Linked DNA regions of Homo sapiens: region 2 is linked to region 1. Evidence: chromatin loops called from intact Hi-C (ENCODE). Cell type or tissue: sigmoid colon. All regions are shown on one strand. Each heading gives the region's core, and the rest is flanking DNA. Links, peaks and the distances in the headings are about the cores only.

Region 1 (2,920 bases), core at 309-2,808:
CTGGTTGTCCCTGTAAGAGCAGTTCTCCGTTCTGAAGCTGCATACTCAGTGATCTGTGCCAGGAGTTGGCAGTTACAGCCCAAGGCCAAATCCAGCCCACTACCTGTTTTTGTAAAGTTTTATTGGAACACAGCCATCCTCTCTTGTTTACAAGTTGTCTATGGCTGCTTTCAAACCACAACTTCAGAGCTGAGTAGTTGTGATAGAGGTCTTATGGCCTGCAAAATCTGAAATATTTACTATGTGAAATATTAAGAAAAACATTGGTGGCTTTTGCTCTATGATTTTATGGCTATCAAAAGAGGGTTTTGACCTTTATTCCATTGGAAGAGACACTTCCTTTCTGTTTAGAGTAAAAATTGAAAGTTGTTCTGGCTGGCCTGGTGGTTCACATCTGTAATCCCAGCACTGTGGGAGGCCGAGGCAGGCAGATAACTTGAGGCCAGGAGTTCAAGACCAGCCTGGCCAATATGGTGAAACCCCATCTCTACAAAAAATACAAAAAGTAACCGGGCTTGGTGGCGCACACCTGTATTCCCAGCTACTTGGGAGGCTGAGCCACAAGAATCCCTTGAGCCTGGGAGGCAGAGGTTGCGGTGAGCTGAGATCATGCCACTGCACTCCAGCCTGGGCAACACAGCAAGACTCTGTCTCGAAAAAAAAAAAGAAATAAGAAATAAGAAAATTGTTCCTTCGTGCTTGCAACACAAAATCACCTGCTGCGTAACAGTGTTACCACTATCCAACACTGTTTGTGTCTTCAGATATTATTGTTTATTCACATAATGTACAACAGCATACAGATTATTAAAAAGTGCTGTGCAAAAAGAAGATATTGTCTTACCAGAGAAAAGGAGCATTGCAGGTTTTGTGATTACCCATGAATATGTATTTTAAAAATCGGTTTTATTTTTATGATAGGAAAAAGGTTTTGTTGATTTGCAGAACTTCTGATCAAATACTTTCAGAACCTGGGTTCCAACTGTTTCCTCCACAATAGCTATTCTTGATAACGTCAATGAGAATTCTATACACAAAGCTGCTTTTCTGTAGCAAGTACCTGTGCATATGTTTTCATAATAATCGGAGCATTTTTGTAATAATTTTTAAACTTATACACAATGACATTGAATCAGTAAGACAAAGTCCTAAATCTTCTCTCTTCTCTAAGAAAACTCCCCGTATTTCAAATGCTGAAAATAGGGATTTTGTTTACTCCAGCCAGCATTATTTATAGATTGCCCAAAATTTGCATTTTTGAATGGGAATTTATAGACCTCCCATTATTTTAGCATTTAAAAAATTATCTAATAAATTCTATAGCATAAAGAACTGTTTGAGCATCAAATCCAGATTCTCATAATGGAAATTATCTGAGCATGTTTCTCTGCCTGGCAGAAGGTGGCACTAGAGTTATGCTTGCAAAACCAGTGCGAAATGTCTGCAGAGGCAGTACTTAATTGGCCAGACTTCAAACAGCGGGCTAGCATGGAAATCAGCATATATACTGTTAGTAGTCTTTGAATCAGAATCAAGGCCATATTAACCAAACTTCTCAGAATCCTCCTCCAAATCCTTCAAACAAGTGTCACTAAATAATCATTCTACAGATATTTATTGAGTCCCTAATACTGCATAAAATACCCTCTCTATGTATTAGTAATACCCAGTAAACAATACAGATATTGAAAGTTATCTGTTAGTGAAAGAGACAGATATAAACGGGCCATAGGCAATTATCTATTTACTGACAATTGTCCTGAGTATCAAAGCAGAGACACAGGTTGCTATGACAGGGTATTAAAAGAGAACTTGACGCAGTTGTGGCAGCAGGGAGAGAAGTCTTCCTTGAGTCCTTCTTCCTGAAAGTGCTTATTCTTCATTTCTCATATGTCATACTTTCTAGGCCCTATTTCTGTTTCCATGCTTAAATACCACTCCATAATTAATTGCAATATTACACTTCTGTTCCATATTCCATTAACTCATCTAGCACTATGTAATTTCCCTTGGCTTTGCAGTACTAGTTTCTTCCGAGTATTCAATAGAGCAGTAGTTCTCACCTGGAGCAAGACCACCCTAGTGGCAATTTAGAAATTTGTGGAGGTCATTTTATGGATTTCACAATGATTTGGAAGGTGTTCCTGGCATTAATGGGTGAGGGCCAAGAATCCCGGGCATCTGACCAGGTGTGGAACCATCCTGCCCTGGGAAACTGACTCTCTCCATCCCTCATGTCTTTCCAATGTCCCATTGGTCATTCATCTACATGAACAGCCTCCTTATACTTATCTCATGTTTTACATGTAAACACAAAGCCTTTTGCATGATTTTCATGCAAACTGAATTTTACAGAAATTAAACAATAGCATAAATTGAAGTAAAACTATACTTTATTTAGTTTGAAACTTTCCCAAAAATTGTTAACCATTTTAGAAAGTTCTTTCACCTGTATTTGAGTCCTGATACTACACGCCTACCCCATTCTGCTTTTCCAGCTGACACATTTATGAAGATTCTGCAGATGAGCATAAGCATCTGACCACTTCATGATGACTTCTAGTATCATCAAGTCAAAGTATTTACTTATTGAAAACCATATTACTTCATAAAAAATACCTGCCTTGAGTTTCTCCTTTATATTAAAGTCAGGGATTTTTTTTTTAATTGGGGGGTATTATGTTTTCTGTGAATTTCATGTCAGAGTAGTAAAGAAGATATTATGTGATACTTTTCTTAAAAAAGACATTGGTTCTGATGGGGAGAATCACAGTAGTAGTGCCTACTAGTCAAGGAAGCCTGCAAAAAGCCACTTCTGGCTTAAAAACCTGCCCCCACATGTTGTCTGTGTGACCATGGGCAAGTTCTTAAACTCATTCCACTGTCTTCATTTATATAATGAGACACCATTAGGACCTAT
Region 2 (2,920 bases), core at 421-2,920, 580 kb after region 1:
GCAACAAATCCGAGATAGTTTTTTTTTAAGCAAATATTCCTTAGAAAGGGACTTATGGCAACGAGAGAGGAAGGGTGACAAACTGCCTGTGGTCCGCACCAGGTATGTAAGAAAGAACCAAGAGGCCCAATTGTCTGATACCAAGTAGATAGAAAGAAATTAACTTCCCTATGCAATTCAATTCAGGTTCACCCGGCCGGACTTTAAGAGGGTAAGTCAAGCCCTCCCAAGGGGTTTTGAAAAAGCCGAACTACCAGGTTTCTAAAACGAAGTCTTCACCCAAATGGACGCATAGATTTTTATTTTTATCGCATAACCCAGGGCTGGAATATAACCTCCCAAATCAAACTAAAAATAATCACATCTACCTGAAATACGTTAAAAAGATTCAGAATCCAGACATCTTAGGTTCATACATAAACCCTCAGTATCAAGCAAATCAGAAACAATGTTCTAGCTTTTTTTTTCACCCAAAAGTATGGAAAGGCTACAGTGGGTACAACTCGTTTAGGATAATACATATACTAAAAGCACATGCATGCCTTTCATTGAAATGCCTAGGGAGGAGTGAAGCCATCTGTGTAATCAATAACAGGATAGTTATAGATTTTTGTGGCAGTGAAGTCTTTTAAAAGCAAGAGTCAATTATGAAAATAAAATCATTTTACAAATGAAACTCTGTACCTGTACCCCCTAAGAATACATTCACAATTAGATTTACAACAGTAAGATTTTAAGAAAACTTTAGGTTTACATTTACTTGCCTTGTTTTTCATTAAGTTTGAAGCAATTTTAGTAGCTTATTTTAAAAGTATATCCTACTAAGTTCTACGACATGTAAGTTTGCACCATTTCTCACAACTTAGATATTTTCTCTCTCGTAACTAGTTAATTCTTGTAACGATAAAATAATGGTATTAAATACATGTGAATCTTAATTATGAAATAATTATCAAACAAGGTGCTTGGACTAGTTTTTGCCCTGCCCTGTTTTTAAACAGCATATCGAAATTACTAAAAAGAGATTTATAAACCCTCACCTTATATCCACTCCAACCCTCACTGGTGCACATATACAGCAACTGCTCTGATTCTTGGCAACAATGGGAGGGGAGGGGAAGAGAAAGGAGGATGACTTTAAAGGAGGAAAAAACCTGGAAAAATTAGGTCCTTTCCCAGATTCCCCTTTCGCTTCCCATTTGCCTTCAAGCCAAAGTAATTTTGTTACAGTTTGCACCTTCTACTACACAATGTTGATAGAATCATTTAAAAAAAAAAAAAGTGAACCTTTCTGAACCATTGCTACTCTCCCTCGCGTTATTCCAGCCATCTCCAGGAGAGTCCCTTCTATATAAACTCTTTTTCTTCTTTGCTACTGATAAGAGAGGAGGATAAAGAGGAACGGCTGTAAAATGTGTGCAAGCATTTGACTCCCATTATCTCCTCCTATTTTCTTACTTCTCTCTTTACCCTGTTTCTTTATCAAGTGCAGTGGTGGCTGCTACCGTTCGCCAAGCGTGCCTGTCTTCTCTCTCGGATTGGCTAAAGCACTGACAGCTCGGATAGCGATTGTAGGAACTGAAGCTCCACCCCCTCATGATGGCCCTGGGACCATTCATAAACTAAATAACTCCAGGAAACAGCGAGGGAGAGAGAGAAAGAAAGAGAGAGGGAGAGAGAGAGACAGAGAGAGTTAGAGGAAAGAAGAGAGAGCGAGCACGAGGAAGGGGGGCGGGGGAGAGAAGCAGGGGGAGAGCGGGGCGAGAAAGAGGTCGGAGGGGAGAGGAGGGGGAGAGACGACTCAGAAAGTGGAATCTGTAAAAGCAAGCTAGAGGAGAAGAAGGAAAACCCTGAATCGTTATAACTACACCCCAGATGCAACGCAAGCAACGACTTCGTCACACTAAAACGGATTTTGTGAGGGCCAAAAGTATAAATTACGAAGCAGAAATGATTATCAAACAACTTCCAGCGGTTTGCACCTAAAGAAACACAAGGAGAACCCACTACAAACAAACAAACCCAGTCCAAACAACGCCTCCAGTAGGAAAAGAGGAAAACTGCGATAACACGACCCCCCGAGAAGAGACGAGACCAACACGCTGAGACTGTGGGGCGTCAGCAAACCTCCAAGTGCACGGCGGACTGAGTTGTACTTCGCAGCTCTCTGGACATTAATTACCTCCTGCACCTTCCATTTGGGGGAGGGTGAGGAAGAAGGCACTCACCTACACTGAGCGAAGAAGTCCTATCAGCGTGGAAGAGAAGTTTAAGAATGAACCACTGAATGTTTCGCTTTTATTTTTAAATTTACTTTGGCACTTAAAAAACCTCATTTCCAGATTTCTGGACAATCTCGGCTGCAGACATCTAAGCCTAACCTTTTGGTATCCTGAGTTTTTTCCCTCTCCTTCTCCTTCCTCACGCCCACCCCGCTTCTCTCGCACACGGTCATCTTTACATATCAAGAGAAAGCAAAAAGGTTCCAAGAGGTACTTTTCTTTTTAGAAAATCACCTTTTCTCCCCTAATTCTTCTGCAGAAGAAAAGAGGTTTCGAAAGAGGGAAAAGGAAAAAACAAGCCGGCTACGGTATCAGCCGGTCAGCCCAGGTGGAAAACGAGAGTGAAAGTAGGGCTTAACGGGGAGCGCACCGCCTCTTTCGAAAGCCGCTGGGCCACCACCAGTGCGTGAGCCTTGGATCCCTCAACGTATTGCGAGACGCCGGTGTATAGCCCGGACCTGTGCCCCAACATGATCGCCGCTCAGGCCAAGCTGGTTTACCAGCTCAATAAGTACTACACTGAGCGCTGTCAGGCGCGCAAGGCGGCCATCGCCAAAACCATCCGAGAGGTCTGTAAGGTGGTCTCGGACGTGCTCAAGGAAGTGGAGGTGCAGGAGCCTCGCTTCATCAGCTCCTTG

What was found. Peaks named below come from ENCODE experiments on the same cell type or tissue, not always from the same donor. Only the 100,000 strongest peaks of a DNase experiment are listed, where the experiment ranks them.
Region 2: a loop joins it to region 1, with 6 times the contacts of the local background. A loop is called at or near these places in 4 of 110 quality-filtered maps.

The regions. Positions count from the first base shown.
Region 1 is chr4:149,998,264-150,001,183 of GRCh38, forward strand. No RefSeq gene overlaps it. Among named protein-coding and RNA genes, the nearest start is that of DCLK2, 79 kb to the right of the region's middle. In sigmoid colon, for the core only: CTCF peaks have their summits at 1,391 (motif pointing right) and 1,592; a DNase peak (open chromatin) is centred at 1,448; H3K27ac peaks cover 191 bases.
Region 2 is chr4:150,580,278-150,583,197 of GRCh38, forward strand. The region is part of intron 40 of LRBA (LPS responsive beige-like anchor protein); the gene reads right to left. It overlaps MAB21L2 (mab-21 like 2), which reads left to right and starts at 1,874. Exons shown (of 1, transcript NM_006439.5): 1 at 1,874-2,920. The coding sequence starts at 2,753. LRBA-AS1 (LRBA antisense RNA 1) reads left to right here. Exons shown (of 2, transcript NR_149035.1): 2 at 1-957. In sigmoid colon, for the core only: no CTCF peak of the experiment used is centred there; DNase peaks (open chromatin) are centred at 1,554, 2,124 and 2,734; H3K4me3 peaks cover 2,500 bases; H3K27ac peaks cover 1,573 bases.